Regions from separate parts of the Mus musculus genome. Here region 1 is linked to region 2. Evidence: chromatin loops called from intact Hi-C (ENCODE). Cell type or tissue: left cerebral cortex. All regions are shown on one strand.

Region 1 (8,000 bases), 210 kb before region 2:
CTGTAGAAAGAGCCCATGCAACCAGGTAAGTACACACAAACAGAAACAGTTGGGACTGAGTCCCAAATAAGAAAAGTACAGACACAGTGAAGGCTGGATCCCCTTGGATGCACTTCTTAGAAAAAAGTTTCCCGGAGCTGCACGGTGGCTGAAGCAGAGATGATCATTCATTAGGTAAAGCACTTGCTGTGCACAAAGTCCTGAGTTCAAACCTCAGCATTTGCATAAAAACCAGACTAAGAGCAATAGAAGAAAGCACTGCTATCAACCTCTGGCCTTTACATGTGCACACACACACAAAGATAAGAAGAAAAGGACATGGGAAAGCTGGGCTTGGTGGTGCACACCTGTAATTTCAGCACTCACAAACTTGAGGGAGGGAAGATTGAGAGTTTAGAGCCCTTCTAAACTTCAGGACAGCCTTGGCCGAATACCTAAACTCCATCTCAAAATGGGAAAGACTGTAAACCAGGGATACAGCACCTACCTAGCATCCACATGGCCTTAGCTTCAATCTCTAGGACCACAAATCTAGGTGAGAAGGGTAAGGAAAATAAAAGGAAGGGAAGAGAAATAAACAGGGCAGACGGCTTGATGGGCAGCTTGGTGCTGCTCTCTGTGGCCATGTAAGGCTGCCTACCACGCTTCTGCTCTCCGATGGACCATGCGTGAAGACTGGATGAAAGAATGTCTAGATGAAGGAAGGAACAAAAAGAAAAGATGGAGTAAGGGGAGGAGAGAGATGGGGGGTGTGGATAGGGGAGAGAAGTGCAGAAGAAGGAGAAGAAAGAGAGGGCCAGGATAGGATGGAGAGAGAATGGTGGAAGAGATAGCAAAGATGTGGTCAGAGGTTGGCCTGAGCCCATGTGTGAAGTTCCCACACTGTGGCCACCAGGTCACCCAGGAAGAAAAGATCAGTTTGTCATCATCTTCATTTCATTCTCCAAACTGTCCAGCTATAACATCTACCCGGTTCCGTCTGTGTAGGTACCAACGTCCTCCATGCTGGGATGCTTCCCTGAGTCATGACTCCACAGTCTTACAGCCTGCACCACTCATGGGTAGGGGGATAAGCAAGTCTCACTGGGCAGAAAACCACGGAGAAAGATATATCTATCAGCGCCAAAACTGTGGGTTGCCCTTCTTCCAGAACACAGGAGTCAGGTTCTAGAAGGTGAAGGGGAAGCCATAAAAATAGAGTTCTCTCGAAAAAATGTACCCTACATTAAATCCAGCCATGGCTACTCTGCAAGGAGATAGGGGGAGGAAACAGCTAGGATCCCAGTGCTCACTAAACAATCTATTTGCATAGCTCTTCTTTTTGTGAAGGGAAACATATCAATCATCATTATATCAATAGGGAATCACCAGGGAACTCCAGTGCAGAGGTCGATTTGAACTTTAGCTGTGGAGTGTCCCATAGAAACATCACCATCCTGCTTGCTTCTCCTTTAACACTCGCTCCTTCTGCCCTGGGTTTGGGTCCATCTGAGCAAAGACCTGCTCTGACCTGGGTCTCTGAGCTGAGTGAGGAGGTGGTGATGAGGCCTAAGCACATCCCATAATGCATCTTTCCTGTCACTCTGGGTTCCCCCCCGCCCCCAAGGGTTATGGACCTCCAGCATGATGGCTCCAGTAGTTGGATTCCAGGTCATCACTGTGCCCTGTGTAATTTAGGAGCTGCTTTGATTATGCAGGTGGATAGAATGGTCTTGCTTGTTCTCCAGCAGATGTGTGGTTGAAATCCTTTCCCTGTGATTATGACTTTGTTTGGTCGAAAGGACAGTAACCCGAGAAAGCTGATTCAGGAATGAAGAACAGAGAGGCAGCCACTCGGTGAATTTTTGAACTCTCCAGATTGCATATTTGGCTATCCAACCCCTAAGCCAACCTTATTATTAAGCCTAATTATCAGCCTCAGCCACAGGCTCTAAGGCTCCGAGAGGACCCGAGCCCGCTACTGTAGGGAACAGTAAGTAAAGCAACACCCTTTCACGTACAACCATCTTGTCAATCGAAAGGTTACGAGTCCTTGGGTAATCATTGGGTCAAGGTGGGTCTAAGTGCCAAAAAATGATAGAGCCTCAAGAATGCAAATCAGTCCTCATGAGGACAGTAAAATGAATTAGTATGTGTCTAATGTGGTCTTATCTCTTTTGAGTATTGATTACTGGGGAATAACATGCAACTTCTGCCTCCTGTAAGTACTGCATCACCTTCAGAGTGATTCACTTGATAAAAGTGTGAGAATGAATATGTTTCAGAAAAAGTCATCCTTTCCCACCAGCCAGATTTCACATAATCAGATAACCTCTCAGCATCTAATTGTGGTACCATCTAATTGTGAAAAGCATGTGCATTTCTATGTCAACAAATAGTATCTCAGCAATACCCCAGACTCTCGCATCCAACCATCCAACGAGGGCCAGCGCTTGCTGTCACATCTGAGGACCTGAGTTTGATTACCCAGGATGCATGTTTCCCAAATTGCTCTTGGACCTACACACATGGGCCATGGCATGTGCGTGAACATGTATAAGCACACACCCACCCACCCACACATGTGCATACACTCATAGGTGCATACACACAGGTGCAGACATACACACACACAAATAAATAAATTAAAATGCAAGAAAGCATTCAGAGAACAGAGAGAATGGGAATGTGTTGCTTCAGGGGAGAAGAATATAAGGAACCTGGGAGAAAGAGTGAACGAACCCGCCATGAGCAAGATGCTTCCTCAAAACTTAATGTTCTATTTTAAGCACTTGTGATCATAACACAGGTCATATATGATGTATCAAGGCTCCACTTCAAATAGAGTCCAATGTCTCTTGAGACTCAATGAAAACTCTTAGCTGTGGGATCCTGTAATTTTCTCTCTCTCTTTTTAAAGATTTATTTATTTTATGTATATGAGTATACCGTAGCTGTCTTCAGACATACCAGAGGAGGGTATCAGATCCCATTACAGATGGTTGTGAGCCACCATGTGGTTGCTGGGACTTGAACTCAGGACCTCTGGAAGAACAGTCAGTGCTCTTAACAGCTGAGCCATCTTTCCAGCCCCTGTAATTTTCTATTACATTACATACTTTAATACATAATGCACAGAATAGACACACCTGTCCCTAAAGAGAACAATGAGGGTACATCAGATTCGAGCAAGACCAGACAATCTAGTAGGGGAAACCCAGGTTCTTAGCTCGGTGGCAATATCCTGGACTTGTGCTGGCCTGATGTGAGCTCCCATGGGTTTTATTGAGCTTGTTAAAGCCATGCTTCCTGGCGGGCACACATGGTCTTTCTCTTGGGCAGGTTATACTTGGTGCCTACAATCAGAAGATATTTCCATTTCAACATCTCCAGCATCCCAAGTCTCTATTACAAGCTAAGCCTCCACATGTACTGCTTCACACAATGGCCTCTCAGGACCTCTCAGGAAAAAAAAAAATCCAACGTTGCTACATGATGCCTGGCTTCTACTGCCATTTCTCCAGAACAAGTCCTTAGACAGAATCAGGGTGCTTTTGAGTCCTTGGGTCTGATCGCAATGTAGACATTAGTTGAAGTGGTAGAAAAGACGCTAGAAAGGCGGCTCTGGGATTAAGCACTTGGTGCTCTTGCAGAAGACCTGGTTTCCGTTCCCAGCACCCACATAGTGGCTCACAACCACGTGTAACTATAGCTCTAGGAAATTCAGCTCCCTCTTCTTGCCACTGCACGCACATGGTACACAAACTCAGGTAAGTACACACACACACACACACACACACACACACACACACACACACACTTATAAATGAACTTAAAAGAACTTAAAACGGTAGAAAGTAAAATATTCAGTTTATTAGAAAAAGGCTTGGTGGATCCTCCTAAAGAAAAAGACATTTACACATACCAGCAAGTCCACTCCAATGTGGATTTCAATTCAAAAGAACGACAACGGGTGCTGGAACAGATTCCTATGCATGGACGTCCATAGTTCACTAGTCACATAAGCCAACCCTGGAAAGGACTCAAGTTTCCATCACTAAATGAATGAACTGACAGAATGTACTACACCCATAAACAAAAATACGCAGCCAAGGAGGGATAGGCATTGGTACTTGCTACAGTGTGTGTGTGTGTGTGTGTGTGTGTGTGTGTGTGTGTGTGTGTGGTGGTGGTGGTGGGGGAACAGACGTGAAATATAATGGTAAGTGAACCAGATGCATGAGGTCACATCACAGATTATTCCGTTTATATAGATTTTCCTGAGTAGATATGCCAGAGAGACCAGATATAGATCGGTGGTTTCCAGGAACTGACCTGAAGCTGAAAGTGAGGAGTGACGATTTAAGAGCCCTAGGGTTTTCTTTGGAAGTGATTAAAACATGGACTTGACCAAGACTCCATTGCACAGCAGTGGAAAGAGACTACTCACTGCTGGACCACCGCACCACTGTGTGATCTCAGATGCTTAATGCTCCCTCTTGTGAAATAAATCCCCTCCCTCATTCTCTCTAGCCAACCTGAATCCTCAGGACGTAGTGAAATACATATCGGGTGACACAGAACCTGAGTGTTCACATCACTGTAGAAAATCTACTGGAGAACACCAACTTACCAGAACGAGGAGTAAATGTCAAGAGACGGTCTTGGTTCATCCCGGCCTGGTACTTGATAAAGGCTCTGTGTTCAGTCTTATAAATCCTGGTCTTCTTTGGGGAGCAAGCATACTCGGCTCCACATTTGCAATAGATGCCCACTAGAGGGCAGTCTACACACCCGAAAATGGAAAACTGACCAGAGGAGGAGGCGGCTAAGGGTTTCTATTATTTTTAGCATCCTGAGCTGAGTTAGTGCTAAAGCCAGTGTCTAAAAGCAAACACTGCTGTGATATAATATAGCATAGCACTCTCATCTGTGGGATGGCTCTTGGTTTGTGGAAATTTTCTTTCTTGACTATGTAGGTTCCCAACCGAATAGGAATTGTTGAGTGCACAGGAAGTTTAAACTGAAGTAGTTCAGTCTATTCTAGGACACTGAGAAAGAGAGATACATGCTGCAGAGAAAGATGTGCACAATGTGCACGCACGCACGCGCGAACACACACACACACACACACACACACACACACACACACGCACATGTGGAAAGATGCATGGAAATAAATCAAGTAAAGACGAATGGCTTTGGGCTGGGGGTCCCTGTCTCTGCCTTCCGGCTTTGTTATTGGCTCCTTTTCCTCAAAGCTGTCACTGATGGCTTCATGGCCAATGGCCTGTGCCACCACTAAATATTCAGGGTAAATTCAAACTCTGGACTTCCAAGTGGTAGAGCTCTAATGAAAGCAGATCAGCTCACGGAGCCAATTGTCTGCTTACAGGACAGGAACTAACTCCAACACACAATGAAAACATTTGAAAACCATCATCTCTTCTGGGACTTTGGCCAGCAAGAACATGTACACTGTTGGATTTTTCAGAATCACTTCAAAAGGTTATTGCAACCAGAGAGATGAACAGGGGTTCGGAGTGGCTCTGGCTGTGCTGCTAATACAAATGAAGAAAATCCAGTCGGCCAGCTCAGCTCTGTATCTGCAGAATTCCATCCGATAGGACTCAGTGGCTTACTCTACCACTTGGTATTTGGGGAACTAAGATGCATTTCCTTCTCATCTGAATTCAGAAATTTTTCAGGTCAAAAAACATAAACTCAGCAATCCTCGCTACTCTGGAGGCTCAGACAGGAGGATCACAAGTTCAAGGCCTGCGTGGGCTATAGAGTGAGTTCAAGAGCAACTTAAGTGAGACCCTACTTACAATTTAAAAAATAAATAAATAAACAAAAGAGAGCAGAGACCTAGCATGCTTTTGGCACTAAGGTCAATCCCCGTCACTGAAAGTAAATATAATTAAGTAGTTGCCTTAGTTTTTGAGGACCAATTCCTGCGGGTCTTCAGGGATGATGGACCAGCTATTTGGCCCCAGAGACGTGGATAAAAGGTCCCCCTTCCTTTCTCACCCCTGCTTCTTTTTACTTCCATTCCCAGCCCTGAGACGGAATTACTTTAAATTTAGAGCATTCTTTCTAAATTTTCAGCTCTTTGGAAAAAGCAGCCAAAATGCATTCCTTGCCTTAGCTATCCCTGGCCTTAGCTATCCCTGGTCTTAGCTGTCCCTGGCCTTAGCTGTCCCTGGCCTTAGCTGTCCCTGGCCTTAGCTATTAGCTGCTAATGATGGAAAGGTGATGGAATTTATGATTCTGCTGGATTTTGAAAGAAAGTGTTTAAAGCTGATTCTCTGAATTCTTCGTAATTTTTACAAGTTTTGGGAGACGTGTACATTTCATGTTACTAATTCAGATGTTCTACCTATGTTTCAGATCCCTGGAGCACAAGACCAAAATGACACAGAAGGTTTTTTTGGTTTTGTTTTGTTTTTTGTTTTTTATAAAAGATTCCCTCTTATTTGACCCAAGGGACATTAAATGCTTCCCATTCTTAAAAGCATATGTGGCTGGGGCCAGAGCTGTTTGGTAGAACGTTTGTCCACCATGAGTGAGAACTTAGGTTCCAGACACACCACACACACACACACACACACACACACACACACACACACACACACACACACACACACAGACACACACACACACACAGACACACACACACAGACACACACACACAGACACACACACACACATACACACACACACACATACACACACACACACACACACACACACACACACACACACTCACACACTATCTAAAATCACTGACATACAAGACAAGCAGCAAGAATGTGCTAGAACTCAGAGAATTATGGCCAAACTTACACCCATTTACACAATATCACATCTCCTTAAGATATTTACATAAGAGCCAAATGGAAGCAGTGTTTCATACATATACAGTAGAAGCACACACACATACACGCAGATATACAGATACACACATTACAGACACACACACATACGGACACACAGAGATGCACACAGACAGACAGAGATGCATACATACTGGTTTGGGAAACCATGAAAGCAAAACAAATGTGCCAAAAGCTTTTAATCTTTTCAAACACTGAGCATTTGATTTGGGGTCCCTTACGGGTGTACATACTAAATACTTGGAGAAGCAAGAATTGCTAGTGAGTAGCTGGTTTTTGGGGGACCTCACACTTCTTCCTACCAGCCCCAAGCCTCCATACCCCTCGCAGAAGTGCCAAGTGCCCAGAAAGCCTAAGAGACTTAAGAGCTCACAGCTCTAGGAAGCTCATGCCAAGAGGGTCTTGTATACTAAGACCCTTGCCTTGACGTGGTTCAAGCCTGTAATGTACTTTAAGGCTCAGAGTCCCTACCACCACCACCACCACCACCACCACCACCACCAACAACAACAACAACAACAACAACAACAACAACAACTTGCTCTGTCTTGGCTTTTGCTTTCCCTGTCTTTGTTCTTCTGGCTTCTGTGGGGGAAGCTTTTCTTTTATACATTTATAAAGTCCTCACCAAGAATTCGTTTCTGGGGAACTTGATACAAAGAACCCACTTAGCTTTGTGTAACTCAAGGGTTCATTCATGGGTTCACTTTCTTTTATTAATGTATCCACTCAACAGCTTTGCTCTGGGTTCCTGCAGTGTCTCCATACAAATTAAAGCCACGTGACCTCCAGTGGCTGGTGCTGGCCCAGTGAGTGGAAATAGGTAAGTTTTCTTTCCCACGTAACTGCAGTCATCTTTCTGGGAAACTGAAACACGAGAAACTTTGTTTGGGAAATGTGGCATGTAGAATTAGATTCAGCACATAGAGCCTCACTCTTGAGTCCGCTCATCTTCCTCAGGGTAGACTGCTCCAGTGCGTTTCTTTGAATTGGTCATATTACCGCTGAACACTGCATTACATCTTGAGCAACAGCTCAATGAGTTATGATAGAAAGTGTCCTGAACATGGGGCCAGGACACTAGGTTCTCATTCATCCCCATAAACTTAGAAAACACTGTAG
Region 2 (8,000 bases):
AAATACAAATCTAGACCTTCCAATGATCCAGAAATGCACACACATGGCAGAAATAAATGTGATAACCTCTGCTGCTAAAACTGTGCTCATGGCAGTCACCAGAGAGTGCAATGCATTCATTCATTTCTTTATGTAGAAACAGCACTTACACTTTACAGATTTGAGGGATCAAAGTACTGTCTGATCCCTTTTCTATCAAGTGCCTATAATGAACCACCATGGCTCTTAGCATCTAACACACATCTTATTTTCCCTCTCCCTTTACCTTGTCTGGGACCTTAGTGTGGAGGAAACACATCCAGGGAGAGGGGTTTCCATTGCAGTAAGAGGGGAAGCAATTTCTGTGAGTTTCATGACTATTGCCCCCAAGTTGAGCTGTACCCTCCAGGATTAACATGTGGCCATTCCAGATAGCTTCTAGCAGATACCTAGTCCTGTGTAAGTGGAGAAACCTTTTCAGGAAGCCCTTGCTAGTCTGGGTAAAATAGATGGGAAACGTGCCAGGCTAGAAGCCGCCTGCCATCGAGCTCCAAGAATTTTCCAATGATTTTCCTCGTCACAACCAGGGTTTTACGTGTAGAAGCTCCATAAAAGCCTGTTGAATAAAGGAATTTTTCCTGAGCCCAACTTAAAGAAAGAAAGAAAGAAAGAAAGAAAGAAAGAAAGGAAGGAAGGAAGGAAGGAAGGAAGGAAGGGAGAGAGAGAGAGAGAGAGAGAGAGAGAGAGAGAGAGAGAGAGAGAGAGAGAGAGAGAAAGAAGAAATCATCTCTTCACTCCCTCCTACATCAAGTGTCTTAAGAGTATTGAGGACATTAAAATGCTGGTTTGCTGAGAGAAGACGGGACTGAGAGGGGGAAGAGAGGAGAGATGGAATTTAAGGGAGGAATAAATGAATCTAAAACAGCCTCCACTGACAGGCTGCGAGCATGCTTGCTCTGAAACTGTGCTCAGAGCTGAGCAGTCCAAGCAAGCTGATCTTGGATATCCATGTGCCCGTAAATATTTTTAAATTAAAATTAAAAAAAAAACCCTTTCAGCATCACACTAACAGGTCTTTGAACAATGTAGCTCACACCCTCTATAAAATCTTGATTTTGACCAACAGCTGGCAAGTTGATCCCTGCAATTTTCTCTTCGCAGAAATAGCTTTGTGAGGGGAGAACTGACCCTCTCGGCTAATAAGCCCAAACCTGGAGGGCTGCAATGGAAGGGATACTGTTCTGTTAAGCACTCTAAGGCAACTGTTTCTTCTCCTCTTGACACAGCCTGACTTCCTTAAAGAAGATTTGACTGGCCAGACAGCTGTGTTGACCCTTGAGCCTTCTTTGATTCCTGATTTTCTTTTTTTAACAAACAGAATAGAAAAATCACAAGCCAAATCCTTCCCTAAGCTCCAATACGTTTGAATTTGCCAGTGTTGTGCCTGAAGGATGTGGACCTTTCTCTAATCTATAAGCAGAAAGATAAAGATTGGGCTCACACAATACCAAAACCGGCCATGAAAAGCAGGGGGGGGGGGGAAGCGAGCAGTCACCAGGCTTTGTCTACTTGACGTTGTATAGACCAAATCCGCTTAATTACCTAAAAATCACAGTTTTTACCCGGACTCGGGGGCTACAAGCAGACAAGCCAGCACAGACAGCAGTATTTTTTTTTTCTTTCAAAATTGTTTACCATAAAGATCAGGGGGAGTTTTGCTTCTTTGCTGATTTCTGTATTGTACAACTCACATAAATGCAAGCATGTTTTATTTTGATTTGTTTTTGCTTTTGTTGTTTTTTTGTTTTTGATTTTGTTAGTTTTGGGGGGTTTTGGTTTTTTTAGGTTCTGAAAAAAATGTAAAGCACTTCTGAGACAACAGGAAGACCTGGTGGTCTCTCCACACGGAGGTAAAAGTCAGGCATTTTATGTCGGAGCAGGAGGACTGAGTAGCAGAGAGGGTGGTGGTGGCTGCTGCGTCTAACTTGGTCCATTTTTTTTTCCTCTGTTCTTCCTTTCCCCTGTGTTTTTTGTTTTGATAGCCAACCCTCCTTTGCACTTCTTTTCACTGTGCGTCGTCGTCACAGGCACAGGCACAGGCACACGCTGACCTTCCTCAGCCTCTCTCCACATAGTGGAGTGAAAGGGGCTGCATTTCCTCCGTGTACACACACACACACACACACACACACACACACACACACACACACGCATGCATGCACACACAATCAACATATGCCAGCCCTTGCGCACAAAAACAGAAGAGCTCTGAGCCATTTTTCTTTCTGGCTAGCCCTCCACAATCCTAGGAATCCAATGTCCCTATGAATTGGCCAGTGTTGAAATGCAAGACAGCTTCCTCTCCTTACTTCCGCAGGGCTCCTCCTGGCCAGTCTTCTGACAATAAGGGCATCCTACCACACACACCACAATCCCAAGGGTATTTCAGAAATCCAGATTGGGAAAAGAACCGCTCGCTCTCTTCATTACCTGCCTCCCAGTTCTGCATGCTGATATGAGCATCGAACATGCGTCCTGTCAGATAACTTCCCTAGTCTAGAACAGGGTGGAGACGCTCTGCAGAACAGTTTCCCTCTAGCCTACGAACTCCTGAAAACCCGAAGAGGGGGTTACTGGAAACGCCAAACAAGGGTGCAGGGCAAAAAAGGTCATTTCCAAACCTGATTTGATCAAGCCCAGGAGAAAAAAAAAATGTGCCCACGGGACAGAAACCACCCGATCCTTACTGATGGGCACAAACTCCAGAGCCATGCAAACCCTTGAGAAAGATGAAATGGAAAAAAAGGGTCGCTAGTCGCTAGCTCCCCGCTCCCCGGCAAAGTGATCTCTGTGAATGCCCTGGCCCGGGTTGATGAACTTGGAATGATTTGAAAATATGTTCGCGGCAAAACAAAAACAAAACCAAAAACCCCGCATTGCGGCTCTCCCGGGCCCCAAGTTGTGCATACGGATGGACTTCCCGCAACCCGGGGAGTGTACCGAACGCGGATGCGCGAGATTTACTGGCCTTTCCTGCGAGTGCCTCCTCGAAGAGGGTGCAGGAGGACACGGTCCCCAGCGCACACCCGTGGAGGTGAGTGGGCGCGCTCCGGCGAAGCAGGCACTTACTTCTCGTAGTGGTACTTGCAGTAGAGCTTCTTGTCCCGGTAGAAGCAGGTGGTCTCCAGGGGCTCTTTGCAGGAGGCACACTGCACGCATTGCTCGTGCCAGAAGCTGTCGTTGAGCCGCAGCAGAAACCTGTCCGAGATGACCCGCTGACAGCCCTCGCAGACAGACTTGGGGCTCACCGCTCTGCCTACAACAGCAACAGATGTTGCCGGTGAGCCACACCGGCAAGCTAACCCCAGCCAAACCTGCTCTCGATAGGATTAGACCCACCCTGGGCCTTGCACCCTCAGGAAGCTCCTCTGATGATCAGATATTCCGAAAAATCAAACCAAGTGACGATGACGTTACTAATACATAAAGACTAAGTAGCAAGGTATAAATTTTAGCGAGGGAGGGGGCTGAAGTCAATAAATGGTCTTAGTTATTAGACAGATCCAGGTATATTGCGAGCTTTCACTACGCCTTTAAATTAGATTACATATAAATTTGTGCTCCCAGGACTCTCAAGTCGTCATTAATCATTAAATCACTGTATTTGTGTCCTTTGACTACTTTTAAATGATCGATAATAATTTGCTTGCAACTGAGTTCTATTTTTTTAAGGAAAATTATCATTTTCTGTTTTCTTCATAAAAGGCGGCCTGCGGGGGCAGAAAAATACCATCTCTCCCTACGTGAGCTCAGTACTGTGCAAACTAGTGAATCTCTCCTATGTCTTGTTTGGCGTGAAAATTGCAGGTGGCTTTTCATAATTAGGAAACGTCAAGATGGGGAAAAATAATAGCTGAGCGCAGAGACCCTGAGAAGGGTGCTGGCCAGAGAATTCTAGATCTTCTGCGCTCAGAAGCGCTGATTGGAGCAACAAACCTCTTAGCTCAGTCAGAGAATCTTCTCTGCCCTACCCTTTGACCTTTTTGACTTTTTCCCTTCGGGTCTTGTTCCAGCCCCCCCCCTTGCCCCCAACAAGCAAGGGAGAAATACTTGGCCGCCTTTGTTGACAATTTTCACAACCGTTTAAAGAAGCCCTTGTCCCACAAGAACACTCTTGTCTGTGATGTCCCAAAGGGACGATCCTTCTCCATACCACTACACTAATCTCACTTTCTGCTTTGTAAGCTGGACAGGTCGTTTTGTGTGGTGGGAAGCCAGCAAGAAGGCCTGGGGAGAAAGTGGTCGTTCTCAATTGTAAATTTCTGTTGTCTTGGTCTCAGCACCCCATCCTATGGTTGGGACAAACCATAGGATGGGTCGCGGGTCTCATGGTGCAGAGAACCAAACCCAGTGTGCCTGAGTCCGCACACAGGCTCTAGCCTGCGTCTTCCTTCTTGCTCTGGGGAGAAAATCCTGACAATTTCGAAAGGGAGGTTGAAAGAAGAGGGCATGGGTTTTGTAATTTCGTTTCCTCTGAACTGTTGGGGTGGAGTGGGCGATTTCTCTCTGGACATGGTTTCTATAATCGAAATTTTTTCAGCCCCACTCTATTGGTTCTAAAGTTAGAGAAAGAGGCAAGAGGTTTAAATAAAAGAAAAATCTCTCCTTCAGAAAGAAGCGGGAAGAAACACAGGAAGAAAGAAAATTTAAAAACAAAACAAAACAAAACATTTTTTTCTCCAAACTTGAAAATTCCAAAGGGAGAGTTGAAGAGACACTGGCAAAACAAGCCTGAACTCTGAAAGACCCATGGGTATGACTCTTTGGATCTCTCTATTCTCTGCTCCTTCGAAGTGGCTGGGTTGGGGGTAGAGGGATACCAAGCTTGCGGAACAGGGGTCCGGCTTCAGTTAATTAAAGACCAGGCAAGGGCCCCGCCGTGCAAGCTAATCCCAGCGCAGCGCTGCCCACCAGCCCGGAAAAGCCTCTCGGCCATGCCCAATACTAAAATTGGGGCTGCAGTTGGTGGGGGAAGAGAAGAACCTGGGCGCTCTGGGCCTCGGATCTCTCATGCTAGGACACAGGCCTCTGAGAAACCGGTGGCATTTATGAGCCGTCGATCAGCTCCGTGATTAAAAATCCAGCCCTGGGTATTATTAATCACTTGCCACTCAAATGCCTTGTGAACATGCTCGCCCGCCCCTCAAGGCTTTGGGGAATTCGATGTTGAACTCGTGAAGCCTGGGGAGGCTTGATGGTTGTATTTAGGTAGGGACGACTCAAAAGGACTGATGGACACGGAAAGACAGAGATTGTGGGCACCTCTGTGTGCGCGCGAAGAGGGTGCTAGTCTGGTCGCTTAACCCAGTATCAGAGACCTGACGTACTGAGCTCCCGGCCCCGGCAGAAGGAGGATGCTCTAGGGAGCATGCGGTTGAACACTTACCCAGCAAAGAGGAGAAAGATGCCGAGGTCTCAATCGCACTTTGAAAGTTCTCCTCCATCTTCAGGCCGTCCAACATGTTCGGGGTGAGCCAGGAGGACCTGTAGAGCGGAGGAACGGTTGAGTCTAGCTTCCCGTGCCTGTTGGGACTCCGCACCCTCAGTTGCCACTCTCCTGGGACAGGACAGAAGCAGTGTCCAGGGCGACAAGAATGAGCCTAGAGGGTAGAGTCCAGACAAGGGAAATGTAAGGTGGGAGGAGAGAGAAGAGCCACCGTGAACTGCTCGGACGGCTCTGATTTCACTTGAAGTCAACGCGTTATGTGCTAAGGCCTCCGCCCCCTAACTGCGTTCTCCTAACCCCCACCCCCACCCCTGTCCCCAGGTTTCCCATTCCAAGACCGACTCCGCCCCATCCTATACTAATGTGGCCCCTAGGGATCCCACCACTAGAACTATGGTACTCTGTGTGATGGGGTGGGGGTACGCCTGCTCTCAGAGCCAGGGCCAAGCCGGGACCAACCAGGTCCGATATCCCAGTGGCACCACCACTCACTTTCGACCCTCACCTGTCTTAGAGAGAGGCAGAGTAAGGGACTCGGAGACTGTCCCGCCTGCTTCCGTACTCCTGGCGCAGCGCTCTGCTTGGGGGGTGGGGGGGGGGCGCTCGGGAGTAGGCGTGCGGGGCGCGCGGGGAGGTCCTCCCGCCGGTCGGCCAGTGCCGGGAACGTCTGCAGGAGCAAAGGAGTCGCCTTGGGGAGGAGCCGCGACTGGCCCGGTTCACTCTTGGATGCATTTCAAATCAACTTTCAGAAACACGCCCGCCCGAGCCGGAGCCTAAGGATCCCCGCAGCCTTCCTTACCTGATGGGCGAGCTCGCGCCCAGCGTCCGGAGCAGCGCGAAGTGGCCGGGAGACGCCGGGCAGCTTTGGCGGAGGGAGGAGGCGTCCCCTAGGCTGCAGCCAGAGCAGCCGCCCGGACTCCGGCGCACCCGGGAGAGAGCAGGAGCGAACGCCGGCCCCCGATTCCGCTCCTCGGCGCGCCGGAGTGGGGCCGGGCCGTGGCCTCAAGCCGCCGATCCTCCTCGGGACGTCCCGCCAACACGCGCCGCTCTGCAGCCGGGAAGGGGAAACCAGGCGGCTGCTCCAAGATCGGCGGTGGAACCGGAGGCCCAGGGTCCTGGGTGCAAAGTCCGCCCTGCCTTCTTCGAGGCGGCTCGGGCGGTTTCTGACAGTGGCCGCTGGCTGCGTGCGCGGCCCGGGAAGGGGGTGGGGTGCGCAGGGCGGGGGCCTGGGAGCGCGTCCCGTGGCGGGGCCCGCGGTGCTCTGTTTCCCCGGCTTGGCTGCTCGACCCACCGCGAGGCTACAGCCTGATGCTCCAGTCTGCTGCCCGGACCTCCCGGACGCGCCAAACTTTTCCTTCTCTCCACGTGGAACGGTTGCCCCGGGGGAGCTACACCCCAGACTCGGCAGAGATCCGTGCCACCTAGACTTCACGCGGGCGGGATGGGGATCCGGTTGCTCTCGGATCTGCACCGTAAGTGATGACTAACCTCAGACACCTGGAGGTCGCGGGGATCGCCTAGAGCCCCCAACCCCAATCCTCTCTGCTTTGTGAACTCTGGCACCAGAAGCTCCAAGCTCTTCGGATTTTCATTCACCCACTTGCTCCTGCAACTTACAAATTTGTTTTGGCTTAAAACTCAACTCACCGTTTCTGGCTGAAACTACTTCACTGCTGGGAAATGCAATAATGGGACCCATGGCCAAACCTTGAATCAGGCTCCCTCTATCCTATCCTGCTGGCTGGATGCTAGACTAGAAGTCAGCCAAGGGGACTTTTCTTAGAAAAGAAGATCCTGGGGGCAGTTTTTAATTCCCTGTGATTCATAACATTCTGCAGCGACAGCCCTCCAGCCTCTCTAGAGGCAGGAACAGGGTCTTGCTCCTCTATTCCAAGAAAAGCCTGGGGCCAAGTGACTCAATAAACACATCATTGCGTTGGCTAACATTTTATCGACCATTAATTTTGTGCCAATCTTTATTCCGTAGCCAACTTATCTAATCTTTAAATTTTAAGGTGGGGAAAATTATAGTCTCAGTGTTCGGGTTGCCCTAAGGAAATGGGACACCTGTCCACGTGAAATTCTAGCCTGCTCTCCAGAACACCGTTGGGAGGTCCAATTCCATGGGCTTCTCTAGGGCACCCTCACTTCTACACTGCGAGGAACTCGGTGGCAGTAATCCAGCGCTATAGCATGGTCAGAAGACATACCATGTAAGCAAGTATTCCCTAGTGCCCTTCACCAAGGAAAAGATCTCTTCCTGAACTTATGTCCAACAAGCTCTTCTGTGCTTAGGGACACACACACACACACACACACACACACACCCTGCCCACCCGCAGCATCCTAAGTGTGTTCTATCTGCAAGCACACGCCAAACGCAGAATATGACTTTAGAGGAACAAGGGGAAAGGGCAGAGAGTTTAATACCCTATATTAGAATACTGCTTTAAACTTTTTAGGGTGCTCCTATATTCATGGTTTTGCTTGATCTCTATGACAAACCTGTGAGGTA

What was found. A loop is a pair of places that touch in the nucleus more often than their neighbours do. Peaks named below come from ENCODE experiments on the same cell type or tissue, not always from the same donor. Only the 100,000 strongest peaks of a DNase experiment are listed, where the experiment ranks them.
Region 1: it touches region 2 in a loop (2.4-fold over the local background); 6 of 42 quality-filtered maps call a loop at or near these places.

Annotation. Positions count from the first base shown.
Region 1 is chr1:167,893,232-167,901,231 of GRCm38, reverse strand. No RefSeq gene overlaps it. Among named protein-coding and RNA genes, the nearest start is that of Lmx1a, 210 kb to the right of the region's middle. In left cerebral cortex, a CTCF peak has its summit at 4,754 (motif pointing right); a DNase peak (open chromatin) is centred at 4,810.
Region 2 is chr1:167,687,276-167,695,275 of GRCm38, reverse strand. It overlaps Lmx1a (LIM homeobox transcription factor 1 alpha), which reads right to left and starts at 5,718. Exons shown (of 8, transcript NM_033652.5): 1 at 5,426-5,718; 2 at 3,109-3,295. The coding sequence starts at 5,501. In left cerebral cortex, no CTCF peak of the experiment used is centred here; a DNase peak (open chromatin) is centred at 3,103; H3K4me3 peaks cover 507 bases.